Regions from separate parts of the Homo sapiens genome. Here all the other regions are linked to region 1. The links are chromatin loops, found by intact Hi-C in ENCODE. Cell type or tissue: psoas muscle. All regions are shown on one strand. Each heading gives the region's core, and the rest is flanking DNA. Links, peaks and the distances in the headings are about the cores only.

What was found. Hi-C counts contacts between places; a loop is a spot of excess contacts. Peaks named below come from ENCODE experiments on the same cell type or tissue, not always from the same donor. Only the 100,000 strongest peaks of a DNase experiment are listed, where the experiment ranks them.
Region 2: a loop joins it to region 1, with 4 times the contacts of the local background. A loop is called at or near these places in 2 of 110 quality-filtered maps.
Region 3: it touches region 1 in a loop (2.4-fold over the local background); 5 of 110 quality-filtered maps call a loop at or near these places.

Annotation. Positions count from the first base shown.
Region 1 is chr3:100,251,293-100,259,533 of GRCh38, reverse strand. No RefSeq gene overlaps it. Among named protein-coding and RNA genes, the nearest start is that of TBC1D23, 5.6 kb to the left of the region's middle. In psoas muscle, for the core only: a CTCF peak has its summit at 5,153 (motif pointing right); a DNase peak (open chromatin) is centred at 5,193; H3K27ac peaks cover 3,509 bases.
Region 2 is chr3:100,110,730-100,118,970 of GRCh38, reverse strand. The region is part of intron 1 of CMSS1 (cms1 ribosomal small subunit homolog); the gene reads right to left. FILIP1L (filamin A interacting protein 1 like) reads left to right here and starts at 4,470. Exons shown (of 6, transcript NM_001387850.1): 1 at 4,470-4,918. In psoas muscle, for the core only: no CTCF peak of the experiment used is centred there; a DNase peak (open chromatin) is centred at 4,450; H3K4me3 peaks cover 3,669 bases; H3K27ac peaks cover 5,000 bases.
Region 3 is chr3:100,183,702-100,191,942 of GRCh38, reverse strand. It overlaps the pseudogene TMEM30CP. Among named protein-coding and RNA genes, the nearest start is that of TBC1D23, 73 kb to the left of the region's middle. RefSeq lists an enhancer at 5,284-5,578. In psoas muscle, for the core only: no CTCF peak of the experiment used is centred there; no DNase peak of the experiment used is centred there.

The DNA of each region.
Region 1 (8,241 bases), core at 2,221-7,220:
CAGAAACTTTTCAGAAAATGGTTTTAAAACCTATTCAGTCATTGACATGAGAAGCAGTTGCTCACTGGTTAAGAAGATTCTAGTCCTCAATTATGATTCATTTTGAGTATAATTAAATCAGCAACTGCTTTATAGTCTCTGGTAAAATATTTTCCCATTAAAAATATGTCACTTGACATTTTTAAACAGTTCTTTATTCTGTCAAAATAAAGTGGAAAGTTCTGACTTCTATGTTCTTTAATGGAGCCAGAGCCAGCTTCATGGGCATGTAGTCTATGCAATAGCATGAGACCACATGCTTAGAAGAACTCTGTGCTTGATTTCATGCTCTGGTGTTGCCATCTTGAAATTCTTAATAATTTGGGAACAAGGAGCCACTGGTTTTAATTTTGCACTAGGCCTCACAAATTAGGGAGCCAGTTCTAGATAGGGTCAATATCTTAGTGATGTATAACCCATTGGGGACAAGATTTCAACCAAAATTGTTTAGCGATAGTGTCTTCTAGCGGATTTTTTTTTTTTTTTTTTTTTTTTGAGACAGAATCTCACTCTCACCCAGGCTGGAGTACAGTGGCATGATCTCAGTTCACTGCAACCTCTGCTTCCTAAGTTCAAGTGATTCTCCCGTCTCAGCCTCCCAAGTAGCCAGGACCACAGGCGTGTGCCACCACGGCCGGCTGATTTTTGTATTTTTAGTAGAGACGGGGTTTTGCCATGTTGGCCAAACCATTTTTCTTTATTATTATTTTATTTTTATTTTTCTGAGACAGGGCCTCACTCCCTCAAGTAGAATTTGTTAAATTCTAATAATGGACCTCTGCTTAAAACAAAACAAAAATGCTTTTCAAGAACTAGAGAAGATTTCATTATGAAATCTTGGAGTGCGTCCCCTGCTTGCATTTGTGCATCTAATTGTAGTTCCCACATCCAAATGGGAAGGTGTATTATTTCATATTATCCTTGGATAAAATCAAAGCGTATTTCTTATAACAAGAAAATTAAAATGTCTTAGTTTTAAATTAAATTATAGAGAACATAAAAAGATTTTTCATTTATTATTTGGTGTTCTGAGCCATATAATTATGTAATTTATACTGTATTACATGTACTTAATTTGTACCATGCCTATGACACATAGTAGAATCTCCATAAATATTTGTAAAATGAACTAGGGAATTTTTTGTAGTACTTTTGTAATGGATTAAGCTATTCACCTATATAGAAATGGCTGGTTGGGTTCAGGGACAGGTAAGGATTATGAACTCATCTGCATAGTCATAGTTGTTATGTGAGTAGAATTTAATTCAGTTTTCATTGTAATATTATTTTAGCATTTGTTAAAAAGAGATGGAGAAATAACATAGCTCTTGATCATTTATTCCATATTCGTGCAGCCTTTTCTTGACTTTCGTGCATTCTTAGATAAAGACAAAGACCTAGTAAGATGTTTTAATCTACTGCTGCACAACAAATTACCCCAAAACTCAATGTCTTAAAGCAATAAACACTTAACTCATAATTTCTGTGCATCAGGAATCTAGAAGCAGCTTAGCTAGATGTTCTGGCTTAGGGTCTCTTGAGGTCAGAGGCAAGATGTTGGCCAGGGTTGCAGTCATGCAGTCATCTAAAGGCTTCAGTGGGGCTGGAGGATCCAGTTCCGTGGTGGCTCACTCACATGCCTGATGAGTTGGTGTTGACTGTTAGCAGGAGGCCTCAGATACTCCCCAAATGAGCCTCTCCATGGGCTGCTTGAACATCCTCTTGACATAGTGGCTGGCTTCCCGCAGAGTAAGAGTTCAACAGAGACCAAGATTGAAGCTACAACATTTTTTTTATTACCTACCCTCAGAAGTCGTAAATTCTGCAATATCTTATTGGTAAGCCTTATTCAATGTGGGAAGGAACCACAACAAAGACTTGAATACCCAAAGACAAGAATCACTGGGGGCCATCTCAGAGGCTGGCTGCCACATGAAGTAATATTAAATCCTACACATTCTTCATTGTTCAGTGAAACTTTCCCCTGAGATTCCTGCTCATATCATCTCAGCCCTTCTTACATTCTGTCGCCTCTGACCTAGTTTAGGACCATCAACAGGCACTCTCATCTGGGCACTACAGCATCTTATATTCTTTAACTCTGAGAATGACAACTATTTTTAAGTTCCCCTGTAGCCTCCAGTGCACCAAATGCAGGGCAGAACATATAGATAGTGCTTAAGAGTTCTTGTTAAATAACAAAATATTGATTTTTGTTTCTGCAGCTATTGTGTGAGAGTTTCAGAATTCTAAACTTTCCCAAGAATTTCCCTTTTTATCTTACAAGGACAAATGGTTTCACACTTATCAAAATTACTTCAGTTGTTTGTCGTTTTAAAATCCCATCAGGACCTGCATTCCCAGGCTCTTTAAACTACTGAAGCTTAACATTTGATTGAATGATGAACAAAACCCAGTTAATTCCCATTCACAGATGACAAGTGAACAGTTGGCAGCAATTTCAACATCTGCTTTTAATTCATTTTAAAATGTTGAGCAAACTGATAAAAAAAAAAAAAGCTGGAAACTCTGTTTCTGCATTATCCTTCTAGTAGTCATCTTCTCTAATTGAAGTTGACTCTAAATAGGTTTTATAGATGGACCCAAAATAAACATTTGGATAGGGATTGACCCATTCTTAGGTTTGAGATGTTTGTGCTTTAATGTGGGAGTCTGTTTAACCCTTTGCTCATTCCAATTTTGTTCCCAAATGTTCCAGGCAAAAGGCTTTTATTGGGGTTGAGTAATTCCTGGTTGGAAATAGGGATAGTAAACAATATGTTAGCTGGAACTAGCCTTAGTTTTTAAAACTGAACTTCCTGCTGTTTCATGAACTAACGGCTCTAAGGACACGCACACACATACAGACACAATCTGAAAATAGTATCCTTCAGACAATGGCAGTGCTATTCTTGATGTATAATTTATCTCCATTTGCCTTATACACTTGTATTCACCCTTCCTTTTTGGTATATATATGTGTTGCCAAATAAAATAGTTAGCAAGGAATCATCTAAGGTAATTGGATGGAATTATATGATATACGCTTTTGACAATTTGTGTTAAAAATATAGGTATATATTACAATTTATCTGGATATGTTATTTACAAGCTGATTTCTCTAATACCCAAGCTAAATTGTACAGCTTGTCATTGTCATTTTCACATCTCAAATTTACATAAGGAAAATACAAAAGTAAACAAAAAGAATTCTTAGGATATCATGAACATAAAAGTGACTACAGATACAAAAGCATCCAAAAGTTTGGATAAATAATTTATTCTCTATAATTTTGCTCACACTTTTTTTCTGGACAATAATAAATTCTCTGTTGTTAATTCTCACTTATAATCTGGTAACTCCTGTATCTCCATTTCCAACCCATTATTACTATAACAATAATGTTGCCATAAAAAACATTATTATTTTAAAAAGTATTAATATTTTCAAAGCATTTATTATTTTAAAAAGTATTAATATTTTCAAAGCATTCTGTGATAATCTGTCAGCAGAGAGAAAGCCCATTTGTCTTCAGCCTATTTGGTATGTACATGGTATGGTGGTACATGGTATGTATGTATATGAAAGCAAATGGACAAGGCCCTCCTGGACATTCCAGTCCCTTTCCACACCATGTTCTTCTTTCCCTTATACTGGTCTCCTCTGTGTTCTTTGAATAAGCCATACTCTTTCCCAACATGTGGCCTTTGCTGTCTCTTCTGTCTTGAAAGATCACCCAGCCCTGCACACCTTTGGGCCCCAACATATGTACACATAGCATCTAGTTACCTCCTACTCTTACTTCAGTGCTCAGCTCAGTTGTCTCTTCCTCAGAGAATGACAGCAAAGCCTTTTGGAATATAGCCGGTCCCTTTATCATATGTGTCTGTAGATACATAATATGTGAGTTGAATGGAGGAATCAAGAAGTTAAAAATGGGAAAGGAGAAGGAAAGCAGAGAGTAATGTAGACTTGAATAGTGTTCAGGTTTTAAAACATTTCTTCTTGATCTACATGGACATGTCTACCGGCTTCTCCTACTTTTAAGTTTACTTGTGGTTCTTTGTAAATGTTTCTTATGTGAGGCTATAAAGAATCCTAAAATCATGAATAGATTGTGAACTCCTTCATTCTCATCATACCACCTCACATTGGACAAGTTTCAGCAATCATTTATTGAGCACTTGAGTACAGACCAAGTTCTGTTCCAGGATTTAGAGGGAATGGTCTTATCTACCTCCCACCTTTCCTACATTTATCTCTTCTTTCTCTTTCTTAGCACAAGCTCAGCCCAGCACTATGTTTTTCAATCCTCTTAGCATTGGAATAATCCAAGGAACTTAAAAACATACACACATAAAACGATGTGGGAACGTCACCCCCGGGAATTCTGATTCTGCTGGTCTAGGGTCAGACACAAGCACAGGTGAGTTTTAAAAGTTTCTTAGGCAGTGCTAATGTGCAGGCAGCATTGAGGACCACTGGCCTAGACTAATCTTGAAATAGAAACTCGAACTGGAGAACTGCAGAACATCTGACTTCTGGAAATCAAAACTTGAGTGGTTCCAATGATACTTTTATTACAACTGATCTCTAAGATGGTGTCAGACCTGCAGAAGGTGCTAAAAAGGCTATAACTGATGCATTGCCCCTGAATTAAGGTTGATGACTTTGGACCTTGGTTGTAGGAAATAATGTGATTACTTGTACACCTGTTTCAGGGGCAGTCACTCACGGTGGAGGAAAGCAGACTAAATGCCTATGGGCACTTTTACCAACTTTTAGGTTCTGTTCTCTGACACTCATGTGTCTCAAAGACTTGAAACAAATACTATTTTATGAGTTTAATGCCTGGGTAACCTGAGGCCCTGAAAGGTTTAGGCTTTATTTTCTGGCACAGTGCAGTAGGCAGGACTCCCGACTCCCAAACTCCAGAGATTATCTCCAGTTGAGGGAACCATGAAGCAAGACGCCTGATTCCTAGCCTTAGCTCAGCCACTAGCCAGGTAGATGTGTGGCCCTGTTTAAGTTATCTCTGATATCGGGGCCTCAGTTTCCTCAGATGAGGTAAATTGAGCTAGATGGTCTATCCGGGCCCCCTTCAGCTTTAACAAGTGTCACTAGGTGGCACTCATGTAACTCCAGTGGGGAGCCATTGGAGCAAGTTGGCTGCCAAGCTCCTTATGTCCCTTAAACGACCCTGGGATCTGTCAGGGGCAGCTTAGAAAATAATGCAATTTTAGGAAGACTGTTTAGGAGTCTTTTTACCAAGAATAGCTTTTGAATCTGCGGACACCTGTTGTATTTTACCAGCTGCTTTCAAGTATTATGTACTTCTGGTTTTATATTCCTATCCTTTTACCATCTCAAATTTTAAAATATTGTATAGAAAACTATTTCTGTGGCTTAGCTACATTTGTAACATTGTCCAGACATACTGGTTTGTGTGACATAAACACATGAGGTATTCTTTTAGCAAGTACTGAAGTCTGCCAGCCATATGCCACTGCATCAGTAACTTTTAAGAGGAGAAAGATTCACTATCCCAATACTGGACTTCAAGCAAATGGGATTCTGCCCTGGGATGTGTCCCCACTGGATAGAGTCAGTCAGATATGGTTCTTGTTTAAAGACTTGCTCCCCAAACCTGGTTTGTCCTGGTGTCTGACATTGCTAGGGAGGTTTATTCTCACTCAGATTCATTTCAGAAATTCAGTTCTGCTCAATGTGGCTTCCGAATTCAACTCACAGGTAGGGGAATTGGGAGCCTCCATGATCCAATACTCAAGGATGGCCCTGTCTTCCGTTGTCAAAAGTCATCCAATTCACATGTCAGGTGCTTTTCCTTCAAGCAAGGGCCACAGGAGTTGCTCCTAAGGATTTATTAACAAAAATAAACATGGAAGAACTAAATTTGGGGCCTAATCCTGTAAGATCCAAGAAGAGATTTAAGAAGTTTCATATTGCCAATTCATTTTGGGAGTAAGAGGTGGACTTTTAATAAAGACTGCCTTCATTACCTGTCAATATAGGAGCCTTCGAGTTGCATACATTTCCTGGGTTGAATTATAATTACGACTTTCAGACCTAGGGGCATGGTGTGGTGTTAAGGTTAGGATAAGGGAATGAATATACATACATATATGTATACACAGGTAAAAGAATAGAAAGATCCAAAGCCAAAATACAGCAGGGACATTTTAAGTGATGTTCATTGTCTTCTTTATTCTTTCCATATTTTTCAGGTTTTATTTAAAGACTATGAATTTGGCCGGGCGCAGTGGCTCATGCCTGTAATCCCAGCACTTTGGGAGGCTGAGGCGGGTGGATCACCTGAGGTCAGGAGTTCGAGACCAGCCTGGCCAACATGGTGAAACCCCGTCTCCACTAAAAATACAAAAATGAGCCAGGTGTGGTGGCATGCGCCTGTAATCCCGGCTACTTGGGAGGCTGAGGCAGGAGAATCACTTGAACCCAGGAGGCGGAGGTTGCAGTGAGCCAAGATTGTGCCATTGCACTCCAGCCTGAGTGACAAGAGCAAAACTGTGTCTTAAAAAAAAAAAAGACTAGGAATTTGTTTTGTGAATTATTATTTCAAAAGAAAAAAGAAGAAGGAAAGAAAAGGAAAATAAGTGATCAGCAGGTTTCAACAAAGAAACAGTTATTTGTAAATTACCTTGTTTATGGTAAAATAGCCATTGTGATTTCAAAAAGGAATTGTAGTTTTTCCCTTGGATTTGGAAAGTACTTAACTCTGGTCTGATCCACCAGTGGCAAAGGAACACCTGAAAGATTCTTATTAACTTTATTAAAATTGTCCTAAACATACACAAAAGGATACACAAACATACACAAACCATATACTCTCTTAAAATGAGAGCAAGATACAAATAATTTTTTTTTTTTTTTTGAGACGGAGTCTTGTTCTGTCGCCCAGGCTGGAGTGATCTCAGCTCACTGCAACCTCTGCCTCCTGGGTTCAAGCAATTCTCCTCCTTCAACCTCCTGAGTAGCTGGAGGTTACAAGCACCCACCATTATGCTCGGCTAATTTTTTGTGTTTTTGTAGAGACGGGGTTTCACCATGTTGACCAGGCTGGTCTTGAAATCCTGACCTCAGGTGATCTGCCTGCCTTGGCCTCCCAAAATACTTGGATTACAGGCATAAGCCACCATGCCCGGCCAATACAAATAATTTTTATCATTTATAATCCTTCTCTTGATTGCTTTTCTCTACTACAGTGTTTTTACTTTTCAATCTCATGTCAGTTCTACAAAGCTTGGCAGATACCCAACTGTGGCTTCTTTTAGCACTTGTTGCTGTCACTCATTATTCCTTTTAATATCCCCCAGGTAAATAACTCTCTGGGCTCAGAAAAGATTTGGAGGAAGGTTCTAATGCAGCTTTGACACAAACTAGGTGTGTAAGCACAGTGAGGTTACTGAAGTGTTCTGGATTTCTGATTTTCCATTGGTAAAGTGAAGCATGGGTGCTCTTACTATCTGTATCACCTGGATTATTATAAGGATAAAATGAGATAATCGATATGGTTTGGCTCTGTGTCCTCACACAAATCTCATGTGCAATTTTAATCCCCACGTGTCAGGGGAGGGACCTGGTGGGAAGTGACAGGATCATGGGGGTGGATTTCCCCCATGCTGTTCTCATGACAGTAAGTGAGTTCTCATGAGATCTGATGGTTTAAAAGCGTAGCACTTCCCCCTTTGCTCTCTTTCTCTCTCCTGCTGCCATGTAAGATGTGCCTTGCTTCCCTTTCACCTTCCACCATGATTGTAAGTTTCCTGAGGCTTCCCCAGCCATGTGGAACTGTGAGTCCAACCTCTCTCCTTTATAAATTACTCAGTCTCAGTGTGAAAATGGACTAATACAGAAAACTGGTACCAGCAGAATAGGGGCACTGCTATAAAGATACCTAAAAATGTGGAAGTGACTTTGAAACTGGGTAATGGGCAGAGGTTGCAACAGTTTAGAGGGTTAGGAAGATAGGAAGATGATGGAAAGTTTGGAACTTCCTAGAGACTTGTTGAATGGTTTTGACCAAAATGCTGATGGTGATATCAACAATGAAGTCCAGGCTGAGGTGGTCACCCATGGAGATGAGGAACTTATTGGGAGCCAGAGCAAAAGTCACTCTTGCTATGCTTTAGCAAAGAAACTGGCAGCATTTTGCCCCTTCCTTA
Region 2 (8,241 bases), core at 1,563-6,562, 140 kb after region 1:
GACCACCAAAAGATTAGGAATGTTTTTCTTGATATTTCCCTTCTTTATTTGGTTGCTTGGTCACCTGTCAGTGGGTGGGACTAAGACATCTTTAGAGAATGTGTTCTGTTTATGGACTCACAATTCTTTCAGTTATCTGTAGGATGATATCTAAGAGTCAGCCCAATACATTCCCTCCTTTCCTCCCCATACAGATACCTATTTTTGGTAGATGCTGTGACAGAAAGGCCACAGGAAAGGGGAAGAGTTTCTGTCCTAGGGGTCAACTTTTGAAAGTTAACTGATGAACTAATATCAATTCCATGGACCCAAGGAAGCTTAAACGGAGATGGAATTTTAAGATAATTATATTGTAGGATCTACATAGGCTGAGACAATTATGTTAGTGCTTGAACAGAGGCCGCATGGATACTCTGCAACTGGAAAATGAACTATTAAAACAACAAATGGCTAGTTTCATAAAGTTAATTTCAAAAGTCTATGTCACTAATACAACTGTAAGTGAAAAGCTGTCCTGTAACTCTTTCAAAGCTGACTGATCAGGAGGTGAAAAGTCTAATGTAGGATCATTTAATATCTCAAAATCTCTTAAATAACTAATTTTCTGTATTAATAATACAATACTATAGCAATGCTATCTAATAGAGATATAATATAAGCCGTGTATGTTATGTTAAATTTTCTAGAAATAGTAAAACCAATTTTTAAAAATAATAGTAAATACACAGAACATATTACCATTTTAACCCTTTTCATGTGTGCAACTCAGTGAAATAAAGTACAACTACACTGGTATGCAACCATCACTACTCTCTATTTCCAGAATTTTCCCATCATCCCCAGATGAAATTCTACACCCATTAAACAATTCTCCCCATCATTCCTTCCCACCAGCTGTTGATAACCCTATTCTACTTTCTATTTCTATGAATTTGACAATTCTGGGTACCTTATATAAGTGGAATCATAACAGTATCTGTCCTTTTGTGCCTAATTTATTTCACTTAGCATGCCTTCATGGTTCATCCATATTGTAGTATGTATCAGAATTTCAATCGTCTTTAAGCCTGAGTAATACTCCATTGTATGTGTATATATATATATATATATATATATGTATATATATATATATATATATATATATACTGCAGTTTATCTATCCATTGATGGACATTTGGGTTGTTTCCACCTTTTGGCTATTGTGATGGTAAAAAAAAAAAGTGTATCTGTTTTACCCAATTTATCCAAAGTATTATCTTTCAACCTGTAATCAATATACACATTATTACTGAGATATTTTACATTAGTTGTTTTCTAATGTCTTTGAGATCTGCTGTGTATTTCATAATTACAGCATATCTCCATTTGAATTAGCCACACTTTATGCTCTTAATAACCATACGTGGTTAGTAGTTAATGTACTGGATAGCACAGTTCTATAGGAGAGTTTGCATTCAAGATTTTAAAAATCATGATTCCTTCTGGATGCCACCATGATGAATAATTCCACCTTATTTTTTTCTCATATAGCCCTAGTGTTTAGAGTTAGGCCTCGGAAGTCAGACTAAACTAAATGCAGATCCCGGTCTCTTACTAATTATCTCAGTGATGTTGGAAAGATTACTTAATCTTTCAAAACCTCAGTTCCGTTTTTTGTAAAGTTGGAAAAAAAGACTATTTCTCCCATAGGGTTTCTGTCTGAATTAAAATCAAATAACATAAATAAAGTGCTCAATGTACTTAATGTAGTGTTGCCAAAGTGTGACATAATAAATAGCAACTATAATAAAAATAATCCACTAGATTATAGGTTCACAAGGGCAAGGGCTACGTCTATCTTTCACAGTGTGCCTGACACATGGCAATTATTTATTTATGTGAATAAATAATTGAACTCTTCCCTCAGTCTTTATAAACTTTTGTTTCCATGACATCTTCACACCTTCACAGAGATTGCATGATGATTTCTAATACCTACCTTGCCATGAAGATACAGATACTTTATGGTATAGAAAGAACATGAAACTCTTATTCTCATCATTTCCTTCTTTTTTATTTAAAAAATTTTGACTACTTCCTTTCCTTTTCCTTGAGAAATCAGGGATGATGGGGCCAAAAAGACTAAGGGCCAAAGGGGCCCTTACCCACAGGGGCAATGAGCAAATACATAAGTATTCTGAGGATAACAGAAACCACCTTATCCTCACTGTTGGGGAAAGGAGTTACAAATATGGAAAGGGTTAAAAGCCAGATTATGTCTATGGTGTTAGATTGGAAATGCAGCTATCAGTGTGATCTCATAGTCTTTAATATAAATAGACAGAGCAACAGATATAGGCGCGCGTGTGTGTTTGTGTTTCCTAGCCTATTACCTGAAAGGGCCTGGAAGCAATGAGCTCACGCAATCCCCAGATCTTGGTTTCTAAATACCATTTTCCATAATGGATGGAGGTCTTCTTGAAGATATGGCTAATTCCAGAGTTGGGCACAGAAAGTACAAGATGCTTATGGAACATTTTCTTGTGCCAGAAGGTAAGAAAGTACTCAGAAAAACATGAGGACCACATCTGAGATCATTTGAGCATTAAAATAAATAATGATATTAGTGATTTATAACTCATTCAATAAAACAGCAATTTATGAGCTCATGTTGATATAAATAAACACAAAAATAAGTGAGGAGAAGGGAATGCTCTTCTTCACTCTAAGAAAGTTTATTTAAGAGCAATATGTTTACCTAGTCTCCAAGTATCTCCCCACAAAATATTTATTAACTGCAAAAGGAAAAACCATAATTTTACAGTAAATCTAACAGATACCACCTTAAGCAAGTGGGTTTGGTTACAAGACTAACTCCGTTTATGTGACTCCTGATATGATTAAGAAGAATACAGCATTGTTTCTGTAGTATTCCTGCCATAAAAATACACAATTTCAATCTCACAATGAGGAAACATCACACAAATCTAAACTAAGGAACATTCTACAAAACGTACTCTTCAAAAATGTGAAGGTCACATATAAAAAAGGAAGATTACAGAACTGTTCAAGATTGAAGGAACGTAGAGACAAGGCAACTAAATGCAACACATAATCGTGGACTAAAAAACCATTTTTTTTCTATAAAGGATATTATTGAGACATTTGGTGAAAAGTTGAATGGGATCTATGGATTAGAAAGTAAAGTTGATTTACTGAATTTAATTGTTATACTGTGGTTATGTAGAAGAGTATACTTACATTTTTAAGATAATCACACTAAAGTATATAAATTAATTCAGAAAAAAATATACACACACCAAAATAAACTCACGGGTGGAAAGGAGGATGAGAGAGAGAGACAGAGAGAGAGAGAGAGAGAGAGAGAGAGAGAGAGAGAGAGAGAGAGAGAGAGACAGAGAGAGAGAGAGAGAAAGAGAAAGAGAGGGAGAATACAACCAGTGGTAAAATGTTAAACATTGGAGAACCTTAGTGAAGAGCATATGGAAATTCTTTATTATTCCTGTATTTTTTCTATAAGTCTGAAATTATTTTGATGTTAAAAATTAAAAATAAAGAGCATGGGCTTTGGAGTAACTCAGATTCAATTTTGAATCCTCAGTCTTATATCTATCATCTGTGAGATCCTAGGAAGTTATTAAATTATTCTGATCTTTGGTTTTCTCATTAGATCACCAGGAGTAGGACTAATTTAAAGGGCTGCTGTGAGGATTAAATTAGATAATGCATGACTTGAGCACTGGGCAGGTGGTAGGCATGTCTGGTAAGTGATCTGATACATAATGGATGCTGAAATATATATTTGTTGAATAAATGAACAAACTCCTCCCTTCTATCCAACCCCTCAATCTGAACAAGTGATCCTACTTAAAGAAAATTAGATGCTTCAAATTTTAGCAATCCTAAGTATGAAGGTTTTCTTAACACTTGAATAATATAAAACAAAATGTCAAATAATAATAATAAACATACCACCATGCATTCCGATGTTGCTCTAGAGTTTCCTCAGCACTTTGCCCTCGTGTCTCCTGTGACACTAAATGGAACAGGCAGGCATTCAAGTTTGAGTCCAACACAGCGTTAATAATAGCGAATGTTTACAGTGCCTTGGGTTATGGGTGTCAAAGAAGGGGTCATGCCCTTGTTACTTAAATCACAAACAAGGCTTACATCAGCTCATGGCTGCAGGGTACAAAATGAGGTGCAATTTAATGTCCATCTGGGCATCTGTTCCTAAGGTGCTAGCACTGCTGTCTGTGGTTCACAATATATCTGGGGTAGCAACACAGCAAAGAATGGGACCCAGGTTGTGCTTGGGAAGTTTCTACTCTCAGCCAAGATGTGCACATGAATTTAAAATTACCTAAGAGGGTGTTTCAGAGTTGCTGGCCAAAGAGTGGTGTCTTCTAATCTGGAGAGCAGCTGCTGGGCACAGGCATGCAAACACACATACACAGACACACACACACACACACAGACGTGCTCACGGAGCCTGTGCCTGCCTCTACTTGTCTGCTCTGCGCAGATGGTTCCTGGCTTTTGGGTCACCTCATCCTGCAGCCCAGTCCAGTTAGAACCTTTCTTCCACAGAGACTGGCAAGCTGTGGGGTAAGAGTTTTGGTAAGGCTGCCTGTCTTCAGAGCATGAAGGACACTGCCCGGAGAGGGAAGAGGGCAATATTTAGTGTTTGGGCCTACTTGTTGTTGGGCTCCCCACTGCCTCTCCTTTGCAGAGCTATCACTGGCCCCTGGTTGCAAACTCTCGGTGGCTTTCAAGCCTACAAAACAAAAACTGAGAGGGTGTCCAAAAAGAGAAGAAGAAAACGTTGTTGTTGGTCCTGGATTCCACTGTTGGATTTTGGTGGGGATGAGAAGAAGGAATTACCAGGTGTGATCAACACCTGCACGGTACCTGCACGGTAAGCTAAGTGTCCCCATCCTTGCTGAGAAGAGGCTTTGGGATGTTTCTGTGTTATTCACCAGCTAGGAGCGGCCAACACCACTCTCCAAAAGTAGGATCTTGTGAATATTATGCAAGGGAACGTAGTATGATTAAGAGCTTATGACAGATGATGACTTTTAGGCTAAAATGACTAAGAGTTGCTTGCAAAATAGAGGAACTATCCTGACAGTAGGTAAGTTTTACTATAGTGATACACATGAAAGAAAACCAAAATGAAACTTTAAATTGTTATCCTGTTAAGAGTAAGATGGATAGTCAAAAATTAAAGAAAAAGTATGTTTGGATAAATGGCTTTCCTTCTTAATAGCTTGATTTTGTAAGCTGATGTGAATGATCAATATACAGTGTCAAAATCATCACAATGTGTTGAAAATGGAGAATTATACTGAATAGGTTAAATTGCAGAGGAGGAATTCTCTTTTCATGGAAAGATTAATGGAAGAAACTAACATTTTCAAATGGCAACTATATTGTATCTTTTTTCTTTTGTTTGTTTACCTTCTGTTGATGTTAAGATTTAATGAATGAGAGCCAGAGAACAGAAGCAGGTTTCTGAGATAAGGTTTTTGGCAGGTCTTGGGAGATACCTATCAAGAACTTGTTCTGTAACACCCCACAGAAGATGACTGGATATCCATGGGCACATCACATCTGGATATAAATGGGAAATGATGCTAGGCTGCTGCCAAATGATATCACAGAAAATTCTGCTCACTGTACTCCTCAATGGGAGGATTATTCAATGTTTAGGGTGGCTGCACAGTTTTGTATATAGGCGCTCCACTGAAGAGAGATATGTGTTCAGTTAAAATGGTTGTGACATATTCAGTTATTCTTTTTTCTTTCCATACCAATTAATGATTACATATCTTTCTTTATTCATTATCTGTTCACATCTCAGGAAGGAATAGAAGAGGTGCAACACATACACTGTTTAACTACACTACCATATTCCACGTGTGTATTAGATATGCATAAAGGAGAACATGGTGTAGTTAATACTAGAGAGAATGCATTGCAATTACAGCAATGTTCCTTTAGCTACAGTTAAACTTGTTTTTCCTGTGATGACATTTTCTGATTTATCAATCTGCTATCTCCCAAAGCCAAATATTCCAAGTAAACATTTCTCTACATTTATCAGTTGACACTATTATGAAACTCTCATTATGCTTAATTAAAAATCAGCATAAATACTGTAAGAGCTGTTTGTTAATAAAAACTTCTAAAGGCAGCAATAATATTCATGGGCTCTTTCCACCTGGGTAATTAAGGTCTACTACTCTGATGAGAATTTTCTCAGTAATTTCCCAAAGCAATGTGGGGTTTGGATTCTTATACTAACCAATACAAAGATACTCTGTAAAAGTTCTGCAGCAAAGAAAAGCATTCATTATTTAAAGAGTGACAATTTATTTTTAGAGTTTACCTTCTATTAAAGTTCATGTGTAATTGTCTTTTTTGCTTAAGCTTTATTTAAGCAATAAATTAGCAATAAATTTAAGTAATAAATTTAGTCAAGACTTGGTCTTAGGTAGTGGCGCTGGCACTGGAAATGAAGATATTTTATTGTGCCATTGAAATGATGGTGCCTTTAATAGAGTGCTATTGTAGGAGACTGCCATTGCAACTTGCCGAGAGTCAGGCAGGTCCAAGGATGCAAAAAACCTAAATGTAATGGGCTCTATCTTCTTTTCTTCTGATTACAGTCCATATTATTCTATGTTCTAACCTAAAGCAAAATTTTCATTACCAATGTAATACCCGCTTCACCTTTCTAATATGTTACATTAAAAAACATTTAAAGAAAAAGTGCTAGTAGCTTTTATTTTCCTTAGAGTAGAACTAGTGCCTACCAGCAATACACAGTAAGTTTGTTTAGTTATATTAGGGGAACACTTTTATAGTAATAGCTTAGTTTGTTTGCTCATTTGTTCATTCATTCATCAACTATTTTAGAATGCCTACTCTGTGCCAGGCCCCGTGCTGGTTATTGGGATTATAACAGTGAATGAGGCAAACATGGTCTCCAGATGCCCTGAGTGTAGGAATCTGCACAGAGAGTCTGATTACTAGTGATTTGAATCTGTGTATTGTGCATGTTGTTCAACATAGATATGGAGACAATTTTAGATACCATCTCAGCATCAAATAATTGAATTAGAAAACACATTTTAGTGCAAATACTTGAGCCTTCTTTGAGGGATGTTGACATTTTGGTGCAAGCTATAGATGTTAGACAAAAACTTTACATACTAATACCATCTGGTTCTTCAGAATTGGGTCAGACAGGAAGTCTAAGACAGAAGAAAATTTGTATTATAGCCTCTTAGAAGTCTAGGGTTCAAATCTGACAGTAGTTCAAGATTTTCTGTTTAATCTGATGGTCAATCACTGGAGCCTACACTGAAAGAGCAGCCCTACTGTGCTTCTCATCTTGGTTGAGGAGACTTTTCATAATGGCATTAACAATGTCATTTATACCTACAAGGTGTTTTATATTGTGTATAAAACTCGCATATCAATTACGCACTTGACCCTATGTAGTAGGAAAGGCAGGTATTACCATTCCCTGTTCAGCAGATAGATAAACTAAGTTTTAGATATTTAAGGGACTAGCCCAGCTAATGTTTTCTCTAACGCACAGCCTCATGGAGTAATCTCTTAAATAAAGTTCTAGAAAAATTCTGCATTTTCAACATGAGTACTCATAGCCCTGACCTATTGTTTGAAAGTGGTATTAGCAAACAGGAAAACATGCAGGTAGAGGAAAGTTTCACTCCTCCCCCTACCATCCTCTTTCTGCCTCCATTGCCCTTCTAGGTCCTTACCCTAGAGTTCTTCCTTCTGGCCCTTGAAAATTCAGTTTAGTTGCTAAAAGAGATATAAGCTACTGCCTTTTTCTTCTTCTTTTTGGGTGGAATGATGAAGTAGAATATGGCGAACTGGGCTGTAAAGCTCTGAATTGACTCCTATTATTGTAATGAAATAAAAAATTATTCTGAGTAATAAGATTTTAAAAAGTTTGTGACTGTTTAGGACAGGAACAGTATAGTATATTAGTATATCCACCTACATGCAAAATACAAATGGAATTTTACACTGCTGGTTAGTACCACCAGCCTAGCAACATAAAACATTGTCACATCAGATCAGACAATTTTCTACCCAGTCCAGATCCTGCTTCTGGTGCAAGCATAAGTAGGCTGTTGTGAAGAAGCAGTTTATCATGGGTAAGAGGAAAAATTCACAAGAAAAAATACTCTATATGGAAAAATG
Region 3 (8,241 bases), core at 1,714-6,713, 67 kb after region 1:
TGGAATTTACCATACATTTTCTTGGAAGCTAAAAAGAGAATTCTACTTAATCAGAGTTATATGTTCACATATATGACAAAATAAACAGACAAAGAACGCTCAGCACACTAGGGACTGGGGTGTTTCAATAGTCTCTTTCAGTGATTCTTTGTGCAAGATTTAGCTGAACAAGGCCTCCAAGATCATCTTGATGATCCCTGGAGGCACAATTCACTTTATGGTATTTCTTCTCTTTAAATTCAGTGGCACTTTGTGCAGGATTTCTTCGCTTATTTTAAGACAGAGCCTTGCGTGGATTCATTGCTGTGGTTCCCCATGTGTCATGCATGGTAGCTGCTGAGCTGAAGGCCCTGTGATTGCTCTAAGTAGTTTAGTTGGGTTTTTATGAGAAGGCTCTGCCTGAAGGGAATGGTTAGCAGCTGGTAACACTTCATTTGCTGTTTTAGTTTTGAAGGACACTGATCGATGGGAATTGAAGCACTTTTTGTTTTTGTTTTTGTTTTTTTCCCAAAAACTTTAGCATTCTGAGCCCTCAAGACGAAAGGAGAGAGGAAAGAAGAAAGGAAGGAAGGAGGGCAGCAAGAGAGGGTGAAGAGAGTGAGGGAGGAAGAGCCAAGACTACAATGCATTCTTAAAGTTTCAGCAAGGCTGACAGGAAGTCCCCAAGGACATCCATCAGAAGAGTCCCCACTCCCAGGAAAGGACCTACCTCGATGTCCCTACTGTGCTCAGCCACTGGCTGAGGTGGCTGTGAAATCATGATATTGGTGCAAACACATGGTGATTTCAGAGCACAGCAGCCGGGGATATCCCTCAATTACACTCCCTGCAGTAGATCTGAGAGGAGCCTTTTCATGGCCTCCACAGTCTTACTTGTTAGTCAAGACTTAATCAAACAAAAAATTTGATTTCCTTCAACTCCTCAAGTGTACTTTAAGGTCCTGTTCTGTTTCTGGACTCTACACTTTTCCCCCCTGCAGCATTCTCCACACTGAACCGGTCCCCCATCCTTCCCCTTCATAAATGACTCTACATGGGCTAAATCTAGGTACAGGGAGGCCTTCTCTTGAGCCGCCCACTGAGCATTCTATCTCAAGGCCCTGCTCCCACCTCAAATTCAGCTGGTTCTAAACCAGACTCATCATCTCCTGAAAAATATTCCTCACTTCTCTCCTTCCCTCCTTCCTTCCTTCTCTCCTCCCCTCTGCTTTCTAAGGGTCAGAGCTCTCCCAACCTCCTCCTGCTCCTTCCCCATTTCCCCTCAGAGGCTTCACCCAGTAAATCTCTCCGATGTCTCACCCTGTCTGGGCATCTGCTTCTCAGAGGACTTGACTAACATGAGACTTAAATCAGCCCATGAGTGGGGACTTCTCTCAATATTTCTTTGGCATTTCTCACAGTGCTGGACAGCCAGACTCTCTCCTTGGGAATTACATAATTGCACATGTGGAATGACTTGGGGAGACCCAAGGAAGGTTTCCCCAAGTGTGTGACCCCTGACACCAACCTACTATGTGACCTTAGCCAACTTACTTCACCTCTTAGCCCATTAATTTTCTCACCATAAAATGAGTGGTTAAATTCAATGTAAATTCACACAAAGTCCCTGTGCTGATATTTAGAGTAAAACCTGTTTGGTAGATAAGATTTATGTTACAAAGTTGGATAGGTAAAGAATCTTGCAACTTAGAAACAAAGGAGGAGAATAATACTCAAAAAGGAGGGAGGGGATATGAACTCAACAATCTTTCGGATTCACCACCACCATCCTGCTTTATGTTTCATATTTTCAGTTTTGGAAAGCATTTCATGGAAATTGTGAACTTACTGCTAAGTGTTACATAGGAATAGATCAGTGTAAAGTCAACCGAGTTTCTTGAATTTCACCTACCATCATTTTTCCTGAAAGGTAAAAGGGAATAGAGCAGGTGCATTCCTTGTCAAAATTAGAGGCATTTTCTCGCAGTTTTGCACAATTTGCACATATTCTTGTGTAATTAATCTGTCAGGCAAGGAAAAAAATGATTAATTAAAAGGTTACATGGGTACATACCTTAAAATTCAAATCTGGAGTCCACCCAAGTCTCCGCCTGTCTGGGTCAGGGGCATGGAGTCTAGGACACGAATGGGGCAGCCCACTGTGCAGGGCCAGTATTTCTGGGGATGTTCAGGAGGCGTGGGCCTTCCCACAGTCTTTCATCTGGGGACTTGGCAGCATTTTGCCACTGGCCCAGAGTTTGGTGTTTCTGTTGCCTATTTATATAACCTGTTGTGATGAAGCTTTACCCTCGATCATAAAGAGGTGTCAGTTGCTAGGAAGGTATTAGTCAATGACTCATGAGAACTAGGCTTACAGCCTGAGTCTAATCAACTTTATGGGGAAGTCACTTCACTGTTTTTCCATTCTATTGTATGGAAGATATTTATACTAGTGAATTATTCTACATGGCATCCAGAGGAAGTTATTAAAAATGAACAAACAGAAAAAGAAGTGTTTCCAAAATGTAAGATTATTGACGTATGTTGAATTATTCTGGTTCTAAAATGCTGCTGCATTCTGTTTTTTAAAAGTAAAATTCTGTGAAAAATGGTTTAATGGACTCCTTAAAAAAAGGAAAAAAAAAGGTAGTATGTCCCAAATTGGTGGCTCCTGTGAGCTCTGGCTGAGGCACTGCATTCTGTGAAGATGCAGCTAGAAGAGTAAGGAGGAGAGGCTCAGGCGGGTGGGCACAGGGCTGCACTGCTGCCTTATCTGCAAGAATGTTCATCTCAGGGGCCCTGGGGCTGTCCTGGATGCTGCAGTGGGCTGCTTCTGGCTTGCCCTCACTGTGTTGAGGAGTGATTAGACGATTATGGGAGTGCGGAGAAGCAGGGAAGCAATGGAGTGGCTTTCCCCTGGGTAAGGTGCTAGTAGAAGTTAGGATTCTTTTGGAGAGAAGACTAGCAAGGAAGACAGAAGGAATTTGCATCCTTGTAAAGCTACTAAGGGTTTTGAAGCCCAAAGGTGAAGTGTGAACACTAAATTGAAGACTAGTGAAAATGCTACACTTCATTGTACTTAGATGCTTATATGTAGCTAAATCATTCTTTAAATACACAGCAAGGCTTGAACTATTATTTTGAAAATATTTATGCCATTTCTGTTTGTAGACTACATTTCAATTTATAAAAAGCATTAAAGAACAGGGCTGTATCCCAATGGAGAGACAGCATACTGAATGGTGACTGAGGAAACTGGGGTTCTAGTTCAGCCAATCTCTGACCTTGAGTTAAGTGCTTAACCTCTAGAGTCCACATTTCGCCCATCAGCATCATTTCATGCAGCAATTAATTGATCTGTGAGGTCATTGTAGTATACATGCTACTTCATGAATTCCTCTTGTGAGTTCTATCAATGTAGTATTCAAGAAAATATTTCATGATCAAATAATTTTTGAGTAGTTGATATCTATGGTGCTTTCTTGCCTAAAAAATATCCCTTATCTATTGTCTATGCAATGATGGTATCCTCAGTTTGCTACTTGAGTGGACTTGTACATGAATAGCTATGAGATGGAGCAAAGATCACAGTCTGCTCGTCATAGAATTTTGGAGAGGCAGAAATTATTCTTGTTTAAAGTGAACTGCAGAGAGAGCACATCCTTGTGTCCCAGGGCTGAGTGAGAAGAGGAAAGGCTAACTCAGAAGTCTTTTCTATGATGTTTGTGCCTGATCACATTGGCCTGGAGTGTGCACTCTATATTATCACCCAGTGATACACTGGTTAATGAAACACTGGTTTTCGAGTATAAAAATGAAGTGTCAGAAGCAATCCTGTCTGAAGCAACTAAAGAAACAATGTTAGTTGGAAAATGCCCATAGATTTCATGAGATAAAAGCATTCTGTTTGTGGAGGGGCCATGGCCAATAGTTGGTAATGGAATGAGGTCACCTTCTCATGCATGGGCACCTCTTAGTGAAGGCTGCACTCCACAGTGGGGGGGTGGGGGGCAGGTTTGCAAGGGAGGGAGTAAGAATGACATGGAAGGAAGAACCAGAACGAAAGGGATTGGTGAGGAAGAAAGTAGAAAAGTAAATTGCATGAACTCCGTGGAAATGGACATCAACGTTGTGAGCCCATTCCTTTGCTATCCCCTTCAGCAAGGCAAGATTCATCTCCTCCTGCCATTTTGCCTGTGCCACATGGTGGAGCCTGGTGGGAGTTTACATATAACACTGGAGGTCTTGCTGTCATTTAATTCCTAGGGAGATAAGCGGTGGGAGCTGGAAGTGGGGAGGAAAAAATGTTAAGTAGAGAGGCAACAGAGCAGTGTGCTTTGGGAGGAAGAGTAGAGCCTGAAAAGACATTTTCCTCTTTGGGTTCCGCACTATCTGACCTAGTCCATTCTTTCAATAAGTGTGTGCCTATCACATACTGGGCAATGTGCAAGGAAGAGGGTGGTGAGGCAGCTGGCTAAGCTCTCTGTTCTTACCACGTAGTATTTTACCTATTCTGTTCTCAGCTCATTGAGGGCACAAATCCACTCTTCCTCATCTTACTCATCTGCATAGTCAACAGAACCTGTAGGCACCTTCAGACACTCATAAATTTTATTTTATTTTGAGATGGAGTCTCGCTGTGTCACCCAGGCTGGAGTGCAGTGGCACAATCTTTGTTCACTGCAACCTCTGCCTCCCAGGTTCAAGTGATTCTCCTGCCTCAGCCTCCTGAGTAGCTGGAATTACAGGCATGTGCCACCATGCCCGGCTAATTTTTGTATTTTTAGTAGAGACAGGGTTTCACCACAGCTGGTCTTGAACTCCTGATCTCAGGTGATCCGCCTGCCTTAGCCTCCCAAAGTGCTGGAATTACAGGCATGAGCCACCGCACCCAGGCGACACTCATAAATTTTAAACCAATGTTGGTAGACTTGGCCTTAATCTTAATTTTGCCAGCAGCCATGTCGGGAGAGGGAATAGATCAGCTTTCCATGGTTACTTCTTGCAGAGTGGAGCTCATGCGGTCTGGGATGTCCAGAAATCTGCCTGGAGTTGATATGGATGAAACATATACTTAATAATTAGACTGAATATGGGCATGGCCAATCAAGCCTTAGACTAGCTCTTGTCTTCCCTCTCTAGACCAGCTTCAGGGATTCTCATCCTCCAACAGCTTATTAAGTTGGCAAAAGGCTTGTGCCTGAGAGGTCTGCCCTTAGCACCAGCTTTTCTCACTCTGAGTAGAACTTAGCTTTGCTAAATATCCTTAAGATGCCAGAAAGACTTGGGCTCTTGTCTTTCCTGGATCTCAGAGGGAGTTCATTTGCAAAGGGAAAGACACAATGCTTGAATGTGGGGCAATATTGAAGATCTGTATCTTGGACACTTTACTCTTTTTATCAATATGACTCATGGGTCTCTGGCAGTCATGTGGCCTTGACTCTCCTTCTTCCCCTATTGGTCACTTGCTCTCTTCCCTGCCAGCATAAAAAAAAAAAAAAAAGAAAGCTTCAGCCAGGCATGGTGGCTCACGCCTGTAATCCCAGCACTTTGGGAGGCCAAGGCGGGCAGATCATGAGGCCAGGAGTTCAAGACCAGCCTGGCAAACATGATGAAACCTCATCTCTATTAAAAATACAAAAAAATTAGCCGGGTATAGTGGCAGTCGTCTGTAATCCCAGCTACTAGGGAGGCTGAGGCAGTAGAATTGCTTGAACCCAGGAGGCGGTGGTTGCAGTGAGCCAAGGTCGCACCACTGCACTGCAGCCTGGGTGACAGAGCAAGACTCCATCTCGGAAAAAAAAAAAAAAAAAAAAAAAAAAGCTTCTAACTTTGTCAATCCCTTGTACACAAATATGTCTGAGCTCACTGGCATGAGAGTAACTGCCCTCAAGAGGGAGCAGAGATGAACAAAGCCACTCTACACAGGCTCTGTCACCATCTGTGCTTGCCAGCAGAAACAGGGATGTTCCCGTCTTATCCATACCCTCTTGAGGGCCTGTGTTCTCAAACTAACCATTCTCACGTATGGTGCCAAAGCTGAACATTCTCAGAAACTGCATTCAAATTGTAAGATGGGACAAACCTCTATTTCCTGAGTGCTCCTTGCAGACAATATAAGGATGATGCCCATACAAAGGCAGAATATTCCTGTTGCGAAAAAGACAAAGAGGACTCTCCTGGCCGTGAAATATAGCCGGTGGATGGGTAACTCCTGCTGCTTCAGGGCAGAGTTGTCTAGTAATCTGGACAGGCAGTGCTGTGCTCTCTCCTCCATTTCGGTCCTGCAGGTGACTCGGATACTTTTGGGACATTTAGAACATTTTTACTCATAGTAATACCACATAATGGTAATGTGAAATGAATTATGTGAACCCTTCCTTTGAAGTTGCAAAGTCTTTCTGCTTCCCGGATTATTCCTTAACCAGAGCTGGTATTTAGCAGGAGCTCAGCTGTCTCCAACCAGCCATTACTGAGTATAACTGACTTAGGATCAAAAAGGTTCTTGTGTTAAATGTCATGCCTAGGATGGATAGTCCCCAGCAAGGTCTGCAGAAACCAACATCTGGTGACACTAGGAAGCAATCACGATGGGCTATTTCTGGGATTTGGTGAGTAATTCAAGGCAAGCCCTTCCTGAGAGGGGGAAATGGATTTATCTTTAGGAACTTGCCTAAATCCTTGGAGATTAATAAAAAAAAATAAAAGGGCTGTCAGCTTTTCTCCAAATGTGGCTGTTGCTTAACATGAATATAAACTAAATTGGAAAAATACTCTCAGATCATAGCTAACTTTGCTATTTGTGATAATGAGGAAGAGAGCAGCAAACAGGAAATTGTAGAACACAGATGTCTCATCTCAGCAGCTTCCAATTTCTTTTTCATCCACAAAAAAGGCTCTAGTAGAAAATGTGGATTAAAAACATCTCCTCCTAAGCTGTCTTAAGTGCATGCTTTGGGGTACCCCAAATGAGACAAGAGAAAGGAAGAGGAAGATAATCAATGAGATGTTCAATATTGAAGTACAGTATTAGGTCTGGTTTTGGGTTTTTTCCCTTGTTAGAAATCCACTAACATTAGTTTCCTTAGGCCATTAATAATTAATAATTACTTCTTTTAAAACTGGCATTTAGGATTTAGAATTAGAATTTTTAAAATTAGGGAGCATGTGAATTTCTAATCTTCCCTTTTAATTTACATTAGTCAGAGAAGCCATCCTGGACTATTTTTGTATCAAAGAAAGTAATGACTTTGGCAAATGTACCTAGTTTGAAAGAATACAAAATTGATGCAAATGCTTACACTAGGAAGTTTCCAATTCGGAGTTAAAGCTTTCCATTTACAAACTGTATAAAAAGCAAAATACCAACGGGAAATTTTCAGCATGACATTTGAATCTAATTTGGAGGTGGCAACTAGTACGGTTGTTGGTATCAAACAGCCTTGTGTGAGGAGATGGCAGTGAACACTTCTAGTTAACATTTACCATTTGTTTTACTAAATAAAACATGGTCAAGAGCTTGGGTTTAAAAGGCAGTAAAAGGCTATGAGATTAGATTATAAGAACAGGGTTGACCTACACAACATTGGGGTATGTTTGTGATTCAAATACTTATTCCAACATTGGATTGGATGGCATTATATTACATAGATAATGCCTAGCAAGAGGGTAATTACAGCAAAAAACCAATGAGAATAGTATTTCTTAGACTGTTTATAAAACAACAAAACCAACTAACTCAAATCCCAGACTAAAAGGAGCTTCACAGATAGTGTATTACTCAGGGTTCACCAGAGAAACAGAACCAACAGGAGATTATATGACCATATATATATATATTATAAGGAATTGGCTCACATGATTATGGGGCTGAAAAGCCCAAAATCTGCAAAGCTGATGTCCCAATTCAAGTCTGAAGGCCAACAGGCTGCCACAGAATCAGGAAGAGCCAATGTTTCAGTTAGGAGGCAGTCAGGCAGAATTCTCTTGGGGGGTTGGGGAGAGTCAGTCTTTTGTTCTATTGAGGCCTTCAACTGACAGGACAAGGCCCTCTCACATTATGAAGGGCAATCCTCTTTGCTCAGGTCTACCCATTTAAATGTTAATCTCATGCAAATATACCATCACAGAACACCCAGAATAATGTTTAACCAACTATCTGGGTATCCTACGGCCTAGCCAAGTTGCCACATTAAAATTAGCCATCACAGGTAGTAAGTACAAATATTTCTGGGACAATATTCTTGAGAGACAGCTAGATAT